Regions from separate parts of the Homo sapiens genome. Here region 1 is linked to region 2. A link is an interaction called in ENCODE POLR2A ChIA-PET data of the cell type or tissue named here. Cell type or tissue: OCI-LY7. All regions are shown on one strand. Each heading gives the region's core, and the rest is flanking DNA. Links, peaks and the distances in the headings are about the cores only.

What was found. ChIA-PET counts read pairs that join two places held together with the same protein. Peaks named below come from ENCODE experiments on the same cell type or tissue, not always from the same donor. Only the 100,000 strongest peaks of a DNase experiment are listed, where the experiment ranks them.
Region 1: POLR2A ChIA-PET joins it to region 2 with 10 read pairs; 14 of 35 experiments call an interaction of 5 or more read pairs at or near these places.

Annotation. Positions count from the first base shown.
Region 1 is chr2:38,354,766-38,365,479 of GRCh38, reverse strand. All of the region lies in intron 1 of ATL2 (atlastin GTPase 2), which reads left to right. Among named protein-coding and RNA genes, the nearest start is that of ATL2, 17 kb to the left of the region's middle. In OCI-LY7, for the core only: no CTCF peak of the experiment used is centred there; no DNase peak of the experiment used is centred there.
Region 2 is chr2:38,462,744-38,473,457 of GRCh38, reverse strand. LINC02613 (long intergenic non-protein coding RNA 2613) reads left to right here. Exons shown (of 5, transcript NR_110259.1): 4 at 4,017-4,214. Among named protein-coding and RNA genes, the nearest start is that of LINC01883, 37 kb to the right of the region's middle. In OCI-LY7, for the core only: CTCF peaks have their summits at 7,293 and 7,492 (motif pointing right); DNase peaks (open chromatin) are centred at 4,157 and 7,537; H3K27ac peaks cover 391 bases.

The DNA of each region.
Region 1 (10,714 bases), core at 831-8,830, 110 kb after region 2:
TTTCACCATGTTGCCAAGGCTGGCCTTGAACTCCTGACCTCAGGTGTTCTGCCTGCCTCGGCCTCCCAAAGTGCTGGGATTACAGGTGTGAGCCACTGTGCCCGGCCTTCTCTTTTTTTAAACTGCTGCTGTAACAGTCATCTGAGGTAGAGAGATGTGGCAGAATGGAACTTAGTGTCTAAATTTCCAGAGTATTGGCTTAAAGCTTTTTGAAATTTGTCATAGTAGCCCTATTCGATCTAAGTGTCTATTCTAAATTTAAATATTCTAAATTTGTGTGTGTGTGTATTTGTGTGTGTGTGTGTGTGTGTATTTGTGTGTGTGTGTGTGTGTGTGTGTGTGTGTATGATTCCCTTGCTAACTGGCTATCCCAAATTTCAGAGTTCTTTTATGGCTTGATACTTTACAACTCTTAAAGTAATTTTTTTTTTTTTTTGAGACGGAGTCTCGCTCTGTACCCCAGGCTGGAGTGCAGTGGCGTGATCTCAGCTCACTGCAAGCTCCGCCTCCCGGGTTCACGCCATTCTCCTGCCTCAGCCTCCCTAGTAGCTGGGACTACAGGCGTGTGCCACCACGCATGGCTAATTTTTTGTATTTTTAGTAGAGACGGAGTTTCACCGTGTTAGCCAGGATGGTCTCAATCTCCTGACCTCGTGATCCACCCGCCTCAGCCTCCCAAAGTGCTGGGATTACAGGCGCAAGCCACTGTGCCTAGCCAACAAAGTTATTTTTTGAGCCTAAAAGAGAATTCTTAAACTATATGCCTGAGTCAAGGAAACCTTCTGTGTTTTCGATTAATTCTTGATCCGTGTGCTACAAAATCTTGGAGCTCTTAGAGTCATTGTACTAAAAATACTTCCGGAAATAGGAATGTAGTACATTGTCGTTTTATAAGGCATGTAAGAAAAGTGAGTGTTTCATATAACAAATATGGAATAATTTGGCCTAAGGCCACAGAGAATGATGTTTAAGAACTAGCTCTTCCATTTTTACTGTCACCTCTTGACTTTGGGCTTCTCACTTTATATTCGGGCTCTTGAAATTGCCTTATATCTGATTTGCGCATTACACTTCTTACTCATCACTTTGAGTTTATCTCTGCAACACAGCTTTGACTCTCTCTCCTCTGCTCTGAAATTGTCAGTGGTATTCCTCAGGGTTGATGTCCAACATTCTCAGACTATACTTTTATTTTTATTTTATTTTATTTTATTTTTTGAGATGGAGTCTCACTCTGTTGCCCAGGCTGGAGTGCAGTGGTACAATCTCGGCTCACTGCAACCTCTGCCTCCCGGGTTCAAGTGATTCTTCTGCCTCAGCCTCCTGAGTAGCTGGTATTACAGGCATCCGCCACCACGCCCGGGTAATTTTTGTATTTTTAGTAGAGACAGGGTTTCACCATGTTGGTCAGGCTGGTCTCCAACTCCTGACCTCATGATCTGCCTGCCTTGGCCTCCCAAAGTGCTGGGATTACAGGCGTGAGCCACTGTGCCCGGCCTAGACTACATTTTTAAAGTTAGCCTTAATCTGATCCTCAGGGCTTAAGAGGTGCAGCCGTCTTCAGAATGTCTTTATTGATAACCCTAGTTTAGATAATCCAAAAAGGGCTACTTTTGTACTCAAATAGCATTTCCTTTATTTTACAGTATCCTTTTATACTTTTTGTGTTAGAACCGTTAAGAGTAAAGACTGTTATTATTGAATTATACTTCTGTCTAGTATAGTGCCTTGCTCTCTAGTTACCAGTGTGAAGTAGGTAGGATGGGAGGTCTTCCTCGTAATTCATGACAGATTGGATAGTAGGTGTCCTGAGAATTGTTGGAGTTGGTGAATAGGAAACAGTGAGTTACACATTTACTTATATTTAAATATATGTGCTTATCTTGCCAAAGATGGGCAAATATACTTTTATTGCATCTTATATTTTAAAGGTATGCAATTTAATACTTGCCCTTCTAGAAAGTTTATGAAGAAAAAATTGTTCCCCAAATATTGGGAGACTGTGTAAATGATTTGCTGACTGTATAAATACATATTAACTAGGGAATTTTTGGAAAAATAGCTGTATGCCAAGATTTGTTATAAAGATGATAAATAACCCCCCCCCCCACCTTTTTAATAAACAACTTGTATTTTTGGTAGCTTTTTTCAGGTTTCTAGAAGTACTGAGCATATAAGAATTCAGATCTGAGTTTATTCAGCAGACATGCTCATTTGATAATAAAGATGCTAACAGTTTGGCTTAGTTGGAGGATGATGCATTTTGACAATTAGAAAGACCTGGTTGTGCATCCTCAGTTGATTACTTACAAAATGTGTATCCTCGCAGATTGCTTTATCTGAGCTTCAGTGTACTCCTTTATGGAAACAAGGAAACTCATAGCTACTCCACAAAGTGATTTTGAGGTTTAAAGAGATAATAGGCACATAGTCGGCACTCTGTGTTTTTCACTCTTCTGTAGTAAAAGCTACAACACCTAAAATTATTTCATACAGTGAATTATTTTGAGGGATGAGAAAGTTACTAATAATGTTTTCCTCTTTTCCTCCAGATGTCCATGTCTTTCAGTTCTTTGCTCAAATGTCATCTTGTAGGAGAAGTTATCTGTGACTACTGTCTTCAATGACAACTCCTGCCTCCATTTCCCTTGGCTCGCTTTACTTTTCTCTGTAGCACTTAACACTAGCTGACATCACACATATGTTTTCTATTGCTCTGTCTTTAGGATGTAAACTCCTAAGGGCAGGATTTTTGTTGTTGTTCTTAATTTTGTTTTACTACTGAATCTGTAGTTCTCAGAACTGTGTTGTAGGTGTTCAGTGACTATTGAAAGAATAAAGATTTATGCACCTCCAGTTCTAGACCTTTCACCCCTTGTGTCAGAATTAGCATGGTGCTGGTTAGTGGGGTGCTTGTTAAAAATGTAGATTTCTGGACTCCATGGATCAGCTGAATCAGACTCTGGAGGTGGGGTCTAAGAATCTGTATTCTGAGCCAGTTACCCAGATGGTTCTTAAACTCTAGTGGGTGTGAGACTCACTGTTGTACGGTGTGGCTGTGGCTAATTAAATATTGACAGTATTAACTCAGTCATAGGCCCATGATAAATAATTGAATTACAAATGTGTTGACCATTCTTTAGTAAGCAGTTTTTTGCCCCGTGATATGTCTGGTAAGGAAGGGTTATGTGTATTTGTAATTGTGATTATTTTGGTTGCTCTAGTTTTTTCCTAAACATCTAGTTTAATCTGGAACTTTAGGGAGCTAGAAATCTCAAATACCAGATGTTAGCGAATCCACCTTTCCCAAGCAAAAACAAGCCCTTTAAACCTATTCTTATTCTGCGCTTGTAGTTTTTTACTCATAAGAGTCGATTAGCTAATACTAGGGATTTATTTTAAATGATAAGCATCATTATGTGGACTGATTTGAGTCTCCTTTCTATGGCTGTATCACTGGGGAACAGTGATTGATCTGTTTAAGAATTATCCTATAACATCGAATAGCAGTTTGGTATAGTGGAAACAGCATGGGTTTAAAAGATAGAAATCTTGATGCATGCATTACCTTTTAACTGTAGAATCTTAAATAATTTTTAAAAAAACATCTTCGAAGATCCACATTTCCTCTCTGTGAAATGGGACTAATAGCTAAGTTACTGGGTTGTTGAGAGGATTATTTCATTGAGTCATTTCAGTAAAGGTAAGTTTTCTTGCCTGTCTGTGGAAGTAAATTTTGAGGCAAATTAAAATGTTTCATTAAAAACAATTGTAATGTATTTCAAACTTACAAAAATGACAGAGAAAGATAAAATAGATACCCAAGTAGCCATTGCATTAATCTAATACATAATATTTGCCATATTGATTTTGAATCCTTTTTAAAAGAGAAAATGTTACTGTGCAGTTGAATGGTTCACCCAATAACCTTTCTCTTTTACCCTTTCTTCGTAGATATGCACCTGTCCTGAAAGTGGTGTATGCTTTCTGGTTTTTAAATAGCTTATAACATTTGTATATTTCATAAATAATATACAGTATTGTGTTGTGTTTAAAACATGGTGAGTGGTTCAGACTGTATTTTGTAGCTTGATTTAATTTAAATTTTTTTTTTTTTTTTTTTTTTGAGACGGAGTCTTGCTCTGTCACCCAGGCTGGCGTGCAGTGGCGCGATCTCGGCTCGCTGCAGGCTCCACCTCCCGGGTTCATGCCATTCTTCTGCCTCAGCCTCCCTAGTAGCTGGGACTACAGGTGTGTGCCACCACGCCTGGCTAATTTTTTGTATTTTTTAGTAGAGATGGGGTTTCACCACGTTAGCCAGGATGGTCTCGATCTCCTGACCTCGTGATCCACCTGCCTCGGCCTCCCAAAGTGCTGGGATTACAGGCATGAGCCACCGCGCCTGGCTGCTTGATTTAATTTTTTTCATTCCACGTTGGTGTGGAAGCTTATCCATATGTAAATATTTAGATCTTATGCATTAATTTCAATTCTCTGACTTATTTTTTATTTATCCATGGGTATTTAGGTTGTTCCAATTTTTTTTTTTGTAGTTACCAACAATACTTTGGTGAACAAGGAACCATGTTTCGTTCTTCTTGTATATGTATGCAGGAATTTCTCTAGGATATAAACAACTTACCTAAAAAATATTAAAGTAAGAAAGTTTCAATATTGTGTACTCTCATTCTTTAAAAATCTGGTCCACATAACAAAAGTATGTTCTCCCTCATTTCCCCCCAAAAAAGTACCTAAGAGCCCGTCTAAGACCCTTTTTTTTGGTCTTGACTTGAGGTGAGATTTTCTTCAAGACTTCTCTGTAGAAGAAAATGAAGAGACTTGCAGAACCTGAATAAAATGTCTGAATTTCTGTCTTGTTGATTATAGAGTTCCCCGAGGCTGGGTGTGGTGGCCCACTCCTGGAATCCCAGCACTTTGGGGAGGCTGAGGCAGGAGGATCCCTTTAGTCCAGGAGTTTGAGACCAGCCTGGGCAACATAGTGAGACCTGGTCTCTACAAAAACTAAATTAGTTGACTGTGGTAGTGCATGCCTGTGGTCCCAGCTACTCAGAAAGCTGAGATGGGAGGATGTCTTGAGCCTTGGGGGTCAAGGCCACAGTGAGCTGTGATTGTGCCACTGTACTGCAGCCTGGGCATCAGAGCAAGACCCCATCTCAAAACAAATAAGCAAAACACCCAAAATCTTAAAAAAAAAAAAAAGAATCCCCTGAGCCATCGCTTATTCTAGAATCTCCTGACTAGCTAACAAAGTTGACTTCCTAAATTTTAACGTCATTTAAAATACCAAATTTAAATTTACTTTAGTATTCTTTTTTTTTTTTTTTTTTTTTGAAATGGAGCCTTGCTCTGCCCAGGCTAGAGTACAGTGGACGACGATCTCATCTCACTGCAACCTCTACCTCCCAGGTTCAAGTGATTCTCGTGTCTCAGCCTCCCAAGTAGCTGGGATTACAGGCATCTGCCACCACGCCCAGCTATTTTTTTGGTATTTTTAGTAGAGACGGGGTTTCACCATATTGGCCAGGCTGGTTTTGAACTCCTGACCCCAAGTGATCCACCTGCCTCGGCCTCCCAAAGGGCTAGGATTACAGGCGTGAGCCACCGCGCCCGGCCAACTTTAGTATTTTTTTTAAGTACACTTACATATTCAGGTGTATGCTTTTAAGAACTGGGTAATATTTGATGACAAACTTTGGGGAAAAATACTTTTGAGTTTATACATTTATAAACCATTTTACATTTTTCTTCGTCTATTTTAATAAATGCATAAAAGTATTTTTTGCCTTAGTGTTCTTTAAGTGGGAACAGCAAAAATTCTGTGACATCAGTGGTAGTTACTATGGAAACGGGGTACATTTCAAGTGGAAAATAGTATGTGAATCCTATAGGAAAAACAACTCTTTGTTTCCTGATTTAATAGTAATGAAGGAAGGAGATGAATGGTATTATATACTCTTTAAAGCATTTTTTTTTTTTTTTTTGAGATGGAGTCTGGTTCTGTCACTGAGGCTGGAGTGCAATGGCGGGATCTTGTCTCACTGCAACCTCCCTCTCCCGGGCTCTGGGGTTCAAGTGATTCTTCTGCCTCAGCCTCCCAAATAGCTGGGATTACAGGCGTGTGGCACCACGCCTGGCTAATTTTTGTATTTTTAGTGGAGACAGGGTTTCACCATGTTGGCCAGGCTGGTCTGGAACGCCTGACCTCAGGTGATCCACCCACCTCGGCCTCCCAAAGTGCTAGGATTACAGGCGTGAGCCACTGCAGCTGCCCTCTTTAAAGCATTTTTAAAAGTCTATTTTAGGATGGTCTTTTGTTGTTGGCTAGAAAGGGACAAGTCTAAGGGAGAAAATATTTGATAACTGAAATTGTTAATAAGTCGTTTCCTGGAGTCTTTAAAATTTTTGTTTTTGTAATTTGCATTGTAGTTCTAATTTTATATGAGAGAAATATGAGTTTATAAGTTCTTAATGTTTTACAGGACCAGATTATAAGTTAAAATATTTTCTTGTAGTATCTGTTTGACTAGTAGCTGTTTTTTTCCTTCAAAAAAAATTTATCGAAGTCCAAGTTTGTGTCTTTGTCAGTACTTGTAATACTTGTATCCCAGGCTGCAATAGTCTTGTGGGGGAGACCCAGCACTGTTATAAAAGCTCACCCAGGTGATTGGATGAGCTAGACTAATAGTTTAATAGAGCTAAACTAGCTGATAGTTTTCAATCCTAGCCGTATATCATGTTAACGTTTTAAAATAATTTTTTTTTTTTTTCAGACGGAGTCTCGCTCTGTCGCCCAGGCTGGGGTGCAGTGGCACGGTCTCGGCTCACTGCAAGCTCCGCCTCTTGGGTCCACGCCATTCTCCGGCCTCAGCCTCCTGAGTATCTGGGACTACAGGCGCCTGCCACCGTGTCCGGCTTACTTTTTTTGTATTTTTAATAGAGACGGGGTTTCCCTGTGGTCTCGATCTCCTGACCTCGTGATCCGCCCGCCTTGGCCTCCCAAAGTGCTGGGATTACAGGTGTGAGCCACCGCGCCCAGCCATTTTAAAATAATTTCTATAGCTTTTTCCTTTTTTAAGTAGAGATTGTTTTATGTACCTCGACTTTTTTGAACTTTGGTATATCAAACCCTTGATAGCAACCCTGGAGTGGTTAGTTGTATCACAGTATTAGCAGTCTCCCAGGAAAAATAGAGCATTACAGTTTAGCTTGAAAACTTTTTTTCTTCCTTGAAAATTTTATTTTAATATTGTTAGAAACTACATGAAATAGAATTAAATGAATGACACTTACATCCTAAACACTTGTGAAATAGAGTGACCCTTGTTAGTCCATATATCCTGAGGACCAGCAATTTTGGCATCATCTTGGATTGATAATAATGCAGTTTCAAGCTCAATCCCAGTTTTATTGAATCAGGATATGCATTTTAACAAGATACTCAGGTGATGTGTATTCATGTTAAGCTTGACTAGCACTGCTGTGGAGGAAATAACACTAAATAAGACCTGGCCTTGATTTCCCCCCAAACAGTGGTTTAATTGTATGTTTTTCTTATTTTTAAAATGAGTAAATTGGGCTGCATAATCTATAAAGCCTGTGGGAGTGATGTAATAGTTTTAATTTTAAGTATTGAGGCTAATTTTTAAGCATATGTACTAGAACTTGAATGTTGTCATGTATCTTGATATATATTCTAGGGTGTATATGTATGTTCTATTAATGCCTAAAACCTTGTAGTTCTTGGAAAATGCTTTTCCTCCCCAATATAAAAAAGTATCTCTAGAGGTTTTTTTTTTTTTTTTTTTTTGAGACGGAGTCTTGCTCTGTCACGCAGGCTGGAGTGCAGTGGTGCGATCTTGGCTCACTGCAAGCTCCGCCTCCCGGGTTCAAGCGATTCTTCTGCCTCAGCCTCCTGAATAGCTGGGACTACAGGTGTGCCACCACGCCCAGCTAATTTTTGTATTTTTAGTAGAGATGAGGTTTCACCATGCTACTTCTTTTTTTTTTTTCCTTAATCCCAAATGTGATAGGAAACATTTCTGACTGAGGGTTCTGTAGGAAGTAAATCATAAGTATATTAAACAAACATATATATAGTAACTATAAACTTTTTATTTTATTTATTTATTTTTGAGACGGAGTCTTCCTCTGTTGCCAGGCTGGAGTGCAGTGGCGTGATCTTGGCTCTCTGCAACCTCTGCCTCCTGGGTTCAAGTAATTGTCCTGCCTCAGCCTCTCAAGTAGCTGGGATTACAGGCACCCACCACCATGCCCAGCTAATTTTTGTATTTTTAGTAGAGACAGGGTTTCACCATGTTGGCCAGGATGGTCTCGATCTCCTGACCTCATGATCCACCTGCCTCGGCCTCCCAAAGTGCTAGGATTACAGATGTGAGCCACCGCACCCAGCCGGCTAAACCTTTTAAATTAGATTTCCAGCATTAAATTATGTACTGTATACAAGGTACTCCAGTTTACAGCAAACACAAAGTTTTTTGAATTAAAAAACCTGTCGTAAAATACTGTTTAAACATCTGATTTAGTGTAGAATTAAAGGGACTTTAGGGTGGTAATTTAAACATTTCTTTAAAACTATCTAGATTGTGAATAGACCGTTCATACAAGAGGAAACATGTATAGAAATGGTTGTTAGTGAAAGAAATGAGTATTAAAGCAGTTTGAATGGTGTGACTGAAGAACTTAATTTTCAGTTTTATTTAATTTTATTTACATTAACAGTTTTGTTAGTATGGATACAAATATGAGTGGAAAATGATTAATATTTGATTTGGTTATACTGGAAAACTTTGTTGGAACAACTTTTATACATGTCTACTTTTTCAGTTGTAAGTTTTATGAAATTAAATGATTATGTGTTTCTGATAAGCATTTAGTGTCTAAGTTGAAATGTGCTGTAGGTGTAAAATACACAGCAGATTTAGAAGACTGTATGTAAAGTAATAATGGGCCAGGCGTGGTGGCTCATGCCTGTAATCCCAGCACTTTGGGAGGCTGAGTGAGGTGGGTGGATCACTTGAGCCCAGGAGTTCGAGACCAGCCTGGGCAACATGGTGAAACCCTATCTCTACAAAAAATTTAAAAAAAAATTAGCTGGCTCACGCTTGTAGTCCCAACTACTTGGGAGGCTGAGGGAGGAGAATTGCTTGAGCCGAGATCGCACCATTGCACTCCAGCCTGGTCGATGAGAGTGAAACCCTGTCTCAAAAAAAAGAAAAAAGAAAGAAAAGTAAAAAATACTGAGTAGGTTGAAATGCTAATATTTTGGGTTAGTAAATAAAAATATTATTTAAATGATTTTTTTTAAATGTGACTTAGAAAACTTAAAATTACATATGTGGCTAATTTTTCTTGTGGGTAGGGTTGTCTATTCTATATTCTTAATAGTAATTTTTTGTTTTCTTATTATATTGATTACTTAGAGTTGTTAAACTCTCCAAATGTGGCCAGGCATGGTGGCTCATGCCTGTAATCCCAGCACTTTGGGAGGGCGAGGTGGTGGGTGGATCATTGAGGTCAGGAGTTCAAGACCAGCCTGGCCAAAATGGTGAAACCTGTCTCTACTAAAAATACAAAAATTAGGCGTGGTGGTGCGTGCCTGTAATCCCAACTACTCAGGAGGCTGAGGCAGGAGAATTGCTTGTACCTGCAAGACGGGGGTTGCAGTGAGCCGAGATGGCACCACTGCACTCCAGCCTGGGTGACAGAGCGAGACTCAAAGAAAAAAAAAAAAAAAAGAACCAAACAAATGTGACTATGCATTTATCTGTTTTTCTTTTTAGTTCTCTGAATTTTTGCTTCGTGTATTTTGAGTTTCTTACTTGGCATTGTTATGTCTTTCTGATGAGTACACATTTTATATGTGGTATGCTTTTAGTCTTGAAGCCAGCTTTGATGTTTATGTAGCTACTTTAGCTTTCTTATGATTAATGTCTGTATAGTATACCTTTTCCCCTTTTACTTTGAAACTTTACTTGAACCAAGCTCTGTCTTTTTATTAAAAGGACATCTCTAATATACAGTATGGCCAGGCGCAGTGGCTCACGCCTGTAATCCCAGCACTTTGGGAGGCCGATGAGGGAGGTCAGAAGTTCAAGACCAGCCTGACCAATGTGATGAAACCCTGTCTCTACTAAAAATACAGAAGTTAGCTGGGCATGGTGGAGGGCGACTGTAATCTCAGCTACTCGGGAGGCTGAGACAGGAGAATTGCTTGAACCCAGGAGGCGGAGGTTGTAGTGAGCTGAGATCGTGCCATTGCACTCCAGCCTGGGCAACAAGAGCGAAACTCCATCTCAAAAACAACAAAGAAATACAGTATATAGTTTTGCTTTTATTACCCAGTCTGGCAGTCTCTGCGTTTTTATTGGAGTGTTTAGTGTATTTATATTTGATGTAATTATTGAATTTAGTTGGGTTTAAGGTTGCCATCTTGCGTGTTTTTCATTCATCTCTTTTGTCTTTTGTTCTTATTTTTTACTTTGGGTTCATTGAATATTTTTTACTATTTTATTTTGGTTTCTTATTGGCTTTTTTTGGTTTTTGTTTTTGAGAAAGAGTTTCGCTCTTCTTACCCAGGTTGGAGTGCAATGGCACAATCTCGGCTCACTGCAACCTCCGCCTCCTGGGTTAAAGGGATTCTCCTGCCTCAGCTTCCCGAGTAACTGGGATTACA
Region 2 (10,714 bases), core at 888-8,887:
CTATCATCATTTCTTTCTTTTTTCTTTTTTGAGACAGTGTCTTACTCTGTTGCCCAGGCTGGAGTGCAGTCTCATTGCAACCTCTACCTCCTGGGTTCAAACAATTCTCGTGCCTCAGCCTCCCAGGTAGCTGGGATTACAGGCCTATGCCACCTCGTCCGGCTAATTTTCATACTCTTAGTAGAGACAGGGTTTTACCATATTGGCCAGGCTGGTCTTGAACTCCTGGCCTCAAGTGATCTGCCCGCCTCGGCCTCCCAAAATGCTGGGATTATGGGCATGAGCAACTATGCCCAACCTTCTACTTCTACTTTTTGCTTGCTTCTATCCTCATTTCTTGACACTCACCTCCCAACCAGACCAAACAGCTAGAGGATCCCTGAATGCACCATCCTCTCTACCTCTGTGCCTTTATGCCTGCTATTTCCTCTGCCTGAAATTATCCTTCTTCCTATTCCGGAAGACTTGCATGTTGTACCTCCCTTCTTTGCAGCATTCTTACTGCAATCGTAGCCTGACCAGCGTGGACAGTCATTTTTTGATTTGTCACTAATATCAGGTGGGCAGGGATCATCTGTGTCTTTCAGCACAGAATCCTTAGCACATGTGCTTGCTCATGGAACGAAACAGCGCAATGTCTTCTCCCTAAATCAGTGTCTGATAACGTCTAGGGGCCAGGCGCGGTGGCTCATGCCTGTAATCCCAACACTTTCGGAGGCCGAGGCAGGTGGATCACCTAAGGTCAGGAGTTAGAGACCAGCTTGGCCAACATGGTGAAGCCCCATCTCTACTAAAAATACAAAAAATTAGCCGGGCATTGTGGCAGGTGCCTGTAATCCCAGCTACTCAGGAGGTTGAGGCAGGAGAATTGCTTGAACCCAGGAGGCAGAGGTTGTAGTGAGCTGATATCATGCCATTGCACTCCAGCCTGGGCAACTAGAGTGAAACTCCATCTCAAAATTAAAACAAACAAACAAACAACAAACGAAAAAAACTAACCTCTAGGACAGTGTCATCGGCAAGGTGGAGTTGACGAGTCAGAAATCACTGGTACTTGGTGGAAGTTATTTGTAGCCTGACACAATGCTGTTTCTCCCCAGCCAGGAGCTCTCTTCTCCCAGACTGTGAGCTGCCTCATGCCCTTACTTGCTTCAGACGTCTGTTTCTTGATTCACAAGCCTTCTTTGACTACTCCATATGAAATAGTAACCACCCATCCTCAGCAATCCCTATTTTCCTCTAGCCTGCCTTTCCCCACTCCTTCGACTTTATTGCCATCTGACCTACTATGTGCTTATTTGCTTATTTGTTTACTGTCTGCTTATTTGTTACTATTAGAGTATAAGCTCCCTAAGGGCAGGGATTTTTCTGTTTTGTTCCCTGCTGCATCCTTAGTGCCTGATACATTATGTGTATGTGTTCAACGAACAAATGTGCCCAGAGAACAGTGCATGCCACCAAAGGACAAGACTATGCATTTTGGTTTCCCAGGGTTTATTCTCCATATGATAAAACTCATTAAGTAGTCGCTTATAGGCAGAAACCGGTCACAGGAATGGTTTAGGGAGTTCCAAGAATGAAAATAGCTTCTCTCAGCCTCAAGCAATATAAAAAATATATTTTAAAAAAAGGTTATCACCCTGTCTCGAAAAACCAATAATGTACATGAAGAAAAAAGATCAGAGCAAACAAAGAAAAAGAAAAGGAGAGGGGCTGGGTGTGGTGGCTCACACCTGTAATCCCAGCGCTTTGGGAGGCCAAGGTGGTTAGATCATGAGGTCAGGAGATGGAGACCATCCTGGCTAACACAGTGAAACCCCGTCTCTACTAAAAATACAAAAAAAAAAAAAAAAATTAGCTGGGTGTGGCGGCAGGCACCTGTAGTCCTAGCTACTCGGGAGGCTAAGGCAGGAGAATGGTGTGAACCTGGGAGCTTGCAGTGAGCTGAGATCACTCCACTGCACTCCAGCCTAGGCAACAGTGTGAGACTGTCTCAAAGAAAAAAAAAAAAAAGAAGAGGAGAGACGGAGAGAGAGACAGAGAGAAAGATGCTCAACCACACCACACCAACCTTTTGATGCTACCAGTAGATCTTTGGTGTTTGTTCTAAATTCTGTAAAACCAAATTTACTGAGCTATAAGAAAAAGCAAATGGCAATAGACAAGCTAAATGCTGTGCTTTTATATTAAGAAGCAAGCCCAAGGGTTATTATGTGTGATTTCACTAAGATTCAACCCAGTCTCACAAGAGAGTTGGGCAGGTGATTTATGGGCTGAGGTCTTGGCTTGAACCCTCAATTAGCCTTAGGGCCTAGGGCAAGCCACTTTCCCCTTCTGAGCCTCACCTTCTGCCAGCAAGATAGTGAGGGAGTTGGTGAAAACCAATTTCCAAGGTCTCTTCCACCCATAATGTTCTATGACTCTGTATCTTGACAAGGGTTTTCAATTTGTCCTCATTAATGAAGAGATTCCATTAACCAGGACGTTAAATTCCCTGAGAGTTCTGGTTAATTGGATCCTTACTAAAATAGCTTCTAAATCTTGTTTACTACATTAAAAAAATAAAAGCATTTTTGCATTAATTTCTACCTGCAGGGAATATAAAAGCATTGAACTGTAACAGCTGGGGGTTTCTCCAGAAGTTATTCCTTAAAGCAGAGTTTTCGAAACATTTTGACAGTGATCGCCGTTAAAAAAAAAAAAAAGCAAACTTTTTACATCACACACACACACACACATGGTATCAAAGGTTTGTGAAATAATATTTAACTTTACCATATGATACAGTGTTGATATTTTATATTCTATTCAGAAAAGCTATTCAGTCCACAAGTTGATTTCATGATCCAGGGTTTGAAAAGCACAGCCCTACAGTTCCACAGGAGTCCATCTGCCCCTCATGGACCTCTTTGCATGTCTGCTGGGGGTAAAAAATGCCCAAGACATCCCAGGGCTGTCATGTGGATATCTGAGGACATTGTAGTTACTTTATTGGTTTCACGTTCTGATTCACACTCTTTGAAATGTCTTCGGTATTGCCTGAGAAGTGCTCCTAAGCAGCACAGTGAAGAGAAAAGAGCACTAGACAAGAGTTTTGACTTCTAGTCTGGGTTCTGTTACTATATGGCTGTGTGACTTTGGATAATTCACTTAACCTCTCTGAGCCTTAGCTACCTTCAAACATGGGAATGAATGACATATCCAGGTGCCCCTCTCCTGTACACTCTGTGATCAGGTGACCCAAGAATAATTGCTGTTTTCTTCTAGGGATGGGGAAGAGGAGGAACTGCTGATCTGTTCTGTCCTATATAGGCGTGATGATAGGGACTGGAATTGTGCTTTATGTCCACTTTAGGTGGGACTGGGACAGATGAAATGCCCATAAAGGGCTTTTGATTTCTGTGGCAAAATGGTTTTAAAGCTCCACCCAGTTTTAAAGAATTATTTCTGGACTAAGTATTCCTTGGGAGAGTCCTGCTGTTTCTCAGAGCTTCTCATGTACTCCTTTTTCCTGTATGAGTTAGATCCCTAGCTGTCCCTGCTGGTGTTAACAATTCTTCATGGAGTTGTGTGCCGTTTGGCTGTTTTCCCGTCCTTACATGTGGATGTGGTGAAATAGCCTTCCCAGTGGTGTAAAGTGACATGGAGTGATGGACCACAGTGGGAACCCCTGGAAAGAGGACCTGGGAAGACCCGAGCCGAGATCAGAGTTCAGGCACGGGTGGTCGTGTGGTGCACGCCAAGCAGAACTGTCCAGCTGATACCTGAGCTGCGGCAGGAAAGATGGCAATGCCCTACAATATGGCAACCTCAGATCTCCTATTTGCTTGCGAGTTTTTGTTTGGTTTGATTTTGGTTTCAGTTTGGTATTTGCAGTAACACCAATCTGAAGAATTAGCAACATTCTTCAAAAATGTTCGTAATAACCAGCTTTGCAGTCCAAAGGGCAGCCTTGATTCCAGCTTTCTGCAGCTCACTAAGCCTAAAATTGGGTGTATTATTCATTTTCTTTCCAGATGTGAAACAACCATTTCAACCAGCTTGGACAAAAGAGAGAAGCCAAGATGGGGCTGAGAAACCAATGCAGGCAGGCCCAGGGACCCAGGAGTCAGGGACCAGGTGCTACCAGATGCTTGCTCCGACTCGTGTTGCTGCTGTCTTCTCTGTGCCTCAACTCTGTCCTCTGTCACTGCAGGCAGCTTCCTCCCAAGGTGGTAAGTAGGGCTGCTGCCAGCCCTGGTGAATGACATCTTAGCTTTTACACTGGAGATACACTGACCGCCTTTCTTGGTTCCAGGATGAAAAAGTCTGGGGAGGACTTTGACTCTTACCCATCCCCTGGAAAAATCAACTGGGGAGGTGGAATTCATGGAAGAACATGGCAGCTCCTGAGGCAGATGTTTGGGTTGGAAAGAACACAGCATTCATTCATTCATGTGGCACTTTTTTTTTTTTTTGACGGAGTTTCACTCTGTCACCCAGGCTGGAGTGCAGTGGCGCGATCTCAGCTCGCTCATGCAGCACATTTTTATTGAGCAAAACTGAGAGGCTGAGTGAGAGACCAAAGTCTTCACTGATGAGGGAGAGGGTGCCCAGAGATTGGCAGATGAAGGTGAAGAGAAAAGGTAGAGGACACCAAGGGCCCTGCCAAGCAGCAGAAGTAGGAGGAATTGAGGAGCTTCTTCCGGAATGAAATCAGTTGCACTTTTTTATTTTTTATTTTTTGAGACAGGGTATTTCTCTGTTCTCCAGGCTGGAGTGCAGTGGTTGATCTCGGCTCACTGGTGACCAACCTTTGGCTCCTGGCTCAAGTGGTCTTCCTGCCTCAGCCTCCTGAGGAGTTGGTATTACAGGCACGTACCACCATGCCTGGCTGATTTTTGTATTTTTAGTAGAGATGGGGTTTCACCATGTTGTCCAGGCTGATCTTGAACTCCTGAACTCAAGTAATCAGCCCACCTCGGCCTCCCAAAGTGCTGGGATTTTAGGCGTGAGCTACCGGGCCCGGCCCAATTGCTCCTTTGAAAGGAAGTCCTGCTATGAAAAAAAGTAGCAGTTGAACTAAATGGTGAATTGAATGATGTAGCTGCTTTACATCCTGGCTCAAGCTCCTGACCTTGTTGTAAAACAATAAAAGTTTGGGCACCAGCAGTGAGTCTGCCAGCTACACTGTGAGTAGCTGTGCCCGAGGGGAATTCTTGCACATACTCTATGGGAGATGTGTACAAGAATGTGCATAGTAGCATTGTCTATAATAGCTAAAAAAGGAAACAACCCAGATATTCATAAGTAACAGAATAACGAAGAAATTTTGGCATAATGAAATCCCATATAGCAAAGAAACCAAATAAACTACAGCTACACTCATCAACATGAACAAATTTCAAAAATACTGTTGAGCAAAGACAGCATGTTAAGAAGGTTACAATTAGCATGGCTTTGTCACATGAAATTCACAAAAGGCACCACTAAGCAGTATATTGGTTAGGGATCCACAACAAATGGATTAAAACTATAAAGGAAAGCCAGGGAATGAGTAACACCTGTGTCAGGTCAGTGGCTTGCCCCAGGGTTTGGGAAGGGAGAGCAAGACAATTGGGAAGGGTGGGCATGGAGTGAGCTTCATGGTATTGGCAATGTTCAATTCCTTAAGCTGGGTGGTGTGGATATGTGTATCTGGTTTTTATTATTATTCTTTAAGCTGGACATATACGTTATGCACATTCTTTTGTAATATGATCTATTTCACAATGAAAAAAAATTGTAAAGCAGATATAGCCAAAACCAAAGCTCCTCCACACCCCAATAAAAGGTAGAGTTTGATGTGGTTGAAGAGTCTGAGCCTCAATGGAATGAGGACTTTTCCAGATGTGGTGCTGTACTGGCTGGAATAGCATCCGGGAGAAAGGAGGATGGCAAAGCAACCCACACTGCCCCCTGGCCAGGGCATCGGCAGCTGGACTGAGGGGTGCCCTGGTATCCCCGGGACCTCCTTTTCCTATGGCTCTGGGACCGCTGTGTGCCCACTCTATGCCCCTTTCTTCCTGCACCACAATCCTCAGGGGTTGGCTGGCTTTTCGGAGTCGCCACCAGGTACTTTATTTCTCACAGCTTTCCCACGGCTGCCTGCTGAGTAGGAGGCAATTATCCTAACTTCTCATGTTTTTGACCCTCAAAGCAAGTGCCCCAGCCCATTTGGAGTTAAAAATGTGAAAGCATTTTGGACCACATCCAAAATCTGGTCACTCACCATGTGATTACCTTTTTAGGGAAGGTTTATCATTTGCCTGCTGAAGTTTACTTTAATTTCTGAATGTTTTGCAAACACATTCTTTGTTGACAGCCCTAGCTGGAAATGTTTCAGCTCACCGTGTTCTGGGTAAAAAACATTGTCAAGTCTTTTTTTAACCCCTCACGTTAGATGGTTTTTCTTGGCCTGCATTTCAGTGTCCATTAACCTTAGTGTCGTAACATCTTGGAGTTAGAAGCAACCTTGGAAGCCACCCATCCAACTTCCCACCCAGTGGGAGAATTGTTCTGAAGCTTGCCTGATCACCAGCCTCAGATAGCTTGCTTTTTAAGGGCATTGCTGTACAGACACAGAGTACCATAGTTTACCAATTCCCCATAACATTTTGCATACATTTTCATGAATCTTGCAGAATCAGAAAGCAGTGTGAGCAATTCCAAGTTTGCTAATTAAATTAAAATGAGCACAGACTCTTACAAAACAGGTTTTAGAGTTTCAGGAGGCCTTACATGGTCAAAGACATTTTTCACCTACTTAAAATAATCCTATCCTGGTTAGCAGGGACAGAGAGATGAGGGAGTTGGACACATCACATGCTTGGAAGGAGAAGCAGAGAAGGATTGCTTGGCAGTCCTGTGTGTACATTTTCTTCTGTCCCTTTGTTCTTACTTTCTTGCCTCCTTAAAAGAACAGAGATGGCCAGGTGCGGTGGCTCACACCTGTAATCCCAGCATTTTGGGAGGCCGAGGTGGGCGGATCACGAGGCCAGGAGTTCGAGGCCAGCCTGACCAACATGGTGAAACTCCGTCTCTACTAAAAATACAAAAATTAGCCAGGCGTGGTGGTGGGCGCCTGTAATCCCAGCTACTCAGGAGACTGAGGCAGGAGAATCACTTGAACCTGGGAGGTGGAGGTTGCAGTGAGCTGAGATCGCACCACTGCACTCCAGCCTGGGCAACAGAGTGAGACTTGGTCTCAAAAACAAACAAACAAACAAACAACAAACAAAAACAAAACAAAACAAAAAAAGAACAAATGGTATATAAATGAAGAATATAGACATTGCCCTGCTGAAGGGCGCTGGACTGGCCTGTCATCCTCCCACTGCCACCGCCTGTCTTTCCACCTAATGGTAACTGGATGCCTTGTCCCATTAGTTTGGGCCTACCCCAGTTTCTGAGCCCACCGAGAGATAGTGCAATGTGTGTTAATAGTTGCCCCTTCCACCTGTCTCCCTAACTTTTGTTCTGCTCCAGTAGAGGGAGCCAAGCGGTGATACCAGCTGCTATGGTGGTTAAGTGAGCTTGAGCCTTGAGCCACGCTGGGACCTTGGTGGCACAGGCCCCTCAGAGTAAGGGGAGGAAGCTGGCCTGGGAAAGACTGAAGTTAACCCATCAGAACAACAGGGTTGTTCTGTGCCTAACCCCTCTCTCATGCAAGCTGAGGAGAGTTTCTGGGCTAAAGAAGGTAGCTGAAGATTTTTTTTTTTTTAAGTTAGGGGTAGGAAGCTCAAGCAGGGGTGAGGAGAGAACAATGCAAGGTGCTGACCCAGCCTGGACACACAGGTGCAAGGTCCAGGGGGCATGTGAAGTTCAGGTAAGCTTAAGTAATGGTTGTGAGAAGGCCTAGTTGGTGGCACAGGGCCTGGTGGACCCTTCACAGCATGATACCCCAGTCAGAGCCTATGCAGAGAGACAGGCAAGAAGTGGCAGGATGTCGGGGCCACAAGCAGAAGCTCAGGGCAGGCCAGCATGCCCTGCAGGCCACCAGGGGCAGGAGCCTCCTTCAAGGTTCTGATCCTGCTGTGTGGTCCCTCCCCAGACACCCAGATCTCCCGCAGCACGCTGAGCACCTAGAGACTGGTCCAGGACTGATGCACTCACAGATCTGCCTGGGTCCCGTCTGATGACTCGAAGGGGCCAAGGAGACTGGGACTGACTGCCTGAACTGCCGGGCCCCAAGTTCCGTCAATTCAAATCAACAAATACTGGACTGTGTATCTCTGGGTGAGGGAGTTGGGGTAGGATAAAGATAAGGGGCTGGGTGGCCAACTAAGAGGGAGATTAGGAAATGCTGATAATGTCATATCATATGAATTATACAGCAGATTACACAGCCAGAGGACACTGCTTCGTTAGTCCATACAGGCATCTATTTACATGGGGCATTTACATGGGAGAAGGAGAGGGGGAAGACAACATAGGAAGAGAGGAAGCGGGGGAAGAATTTTGCATAGAAAAAATGCAGTGCCAATCCCTGACCTTGTCTTCCAGTCCAGTGGCAGGTGGCAGCAGGGAAGGACTAAAGGAGCCATTTCCGCAGGGCGTCAGGGAGACAGAGGCCACAGCTATCTGCTTAGGTTCCAAAGTAACTTCAGGGATACTGAGTGGAGGAGAGGGTCATTGTCCTCACCCCGCTGTGCAGCAAAGCATCTCTGTGAGTGTGAGGGCAGCAGAGGTGTAACTCCATGTTGGCACCTACACCACTGGTGTAGTGGAAGCAGCACCCTTGGCGTGCACACAGGTGTATCCCCAGAGGGCAGCCTGAGAGCGCAGCGCAGAGCATCCGCAGGACTTGAGTGGGATCGGAGGTCAGGAACCAGTGACGTTCTGGACACACCCATTATTTTCAACTGGTTGGTACCAGGTTGGGCCAGTAGGACCTGCAAATACTCCAGTTGTGGAAGTTAACAGAGTGTCCTCTCTAGGCGCTTTAATTGCCACCTTCATAACAGCCTTGAAAAATTCCACCCGCCCCCCAACCTTTTAAATTTCTTTTCTTTTCTTTTTTGTCTTTTGAAACGGAGTCTCACTCTGTTGCCCAGGCTGAAGTGCAGTGGTGCAATCTCAGCTCACTGCAGCCTCCACTTCCCGGGTCCAAGCGATTCACCTGTCTCAGCCTCCCAAGTAGCTGGGACTACAGGCACGTGCCACCATGCCTGGCTAATTTTTATATTTTTAGTAGAGACGGAGTTTCACCATGTTGTCCGGGCTGGTCTCGAACTCCTGGCCTTAAGTGATCCGCCCATCCCGGCCTCCCAAAGTGCTAGGATTACAGGCATGAACCACCGCACCCGGTCCCTACCTTTTAAATGTCATAGAACTTTTCTGAATCTGCAATTACCTTGTTTTTTTTCCTTTGGTCCAAGGGTCAGCCAATTTTAAAAATTTTTTTTTCTGTAAAGAGCCAGATAGTAAGTACTTTTGGCCTTGGGGGCCATATGGTCTCTGTTACAACTGCTCAGCTCTGCCACTGTGGTCTGGAAGCAGCCATTGACAATGCATAGACTAACGAATGTGACTGTATTCAAATAACAGATGATTTATGGACTCTGACACTGGAATTTTATATACATTTTCACAAATTACAAAACATTCTTTTTGATTTTTTTCACAAATCCAAAAATATGAAAAACATTTTTAACTTGTTGGGTGCAGAGACAGTCCCTGGCCGTAGTTTACCAATCCCTGAGGGTCAGGAAGGGCTCATAGTTGTGTTGCTAGTGCCTAGCACAATGTCCGACATACAGTAGGTGCTCAGCAGATATTTGTTGGAGGTGTGAACTGCACTTTACATACAAGGAGACCACAGCTCAGGAGGTTAATCAGCTCTCTGAAATGTGGAGTTAGAACTCACACTTTCATGGTTTGCAATACTTTGGAAAGTGAAGTGGTTGGCAGCTCTTCCAGCTGCGAGTCCTCCACTCCTTCTACCAAATCACAGCTTTGGCCTTCCCAGAAAAAAATATTGTCATATGGAATTTCACAGAATTGGGGGCCGGGCGTGGTGACTCATGCCTGTAATCCCAGCACTTTGGGAGGCCGAGGCAGGTGAATCTCTTGAGGTCAGGAGTTCGAGACCAGCCTGGCCAACATGGTGAAATCCCGTCTCTACTAAAAATACAAAATTTAGCCAGGCGTGGGGGTGTGCACCTGTAATCCCAGGTACTTGGGAGGCTGAGGCAGGAGAATTGCTTGAACCCATGAGGCGGAGGTTGGAGTAAGCTGAGATCACGCCACTGCACTCCAGCCTGGGCAACAGAGCCAGACTCCGTCTCAAAAAAAAAAAAAAAAAAAAAAAAGAATTGGGGATTGAGAACTGCTTTTGAGCAATAAATCAACCAGTGAGGTAGACTCTTGTGGTATCACCTTTCAACATGGTCAAGCTATGGAAACGTGATTTTAATTTCTCAGGTTTTTTGTTTGTTTGTTTTTGTTTTTGTTTTTAATCTGCCAGATGGAGACCATGCCATTGCTAGTCTACCTTGAAAGACAGATGTGAAGAATGAAGTCAGGGGCTTTGCAGGTATTAAAAAGTTTCCATGAGGGCTGAATCATATGCATATTGTTCATTTGAGCATTTTCTTTATAATCAAAATTTGTTTGTTTTTAAAAAAACAACCACCAATGGTTTTGTGTGAGCTAGGGGCTACATAAGACCTAAAAAATTCCTGCTTTTGGTAAA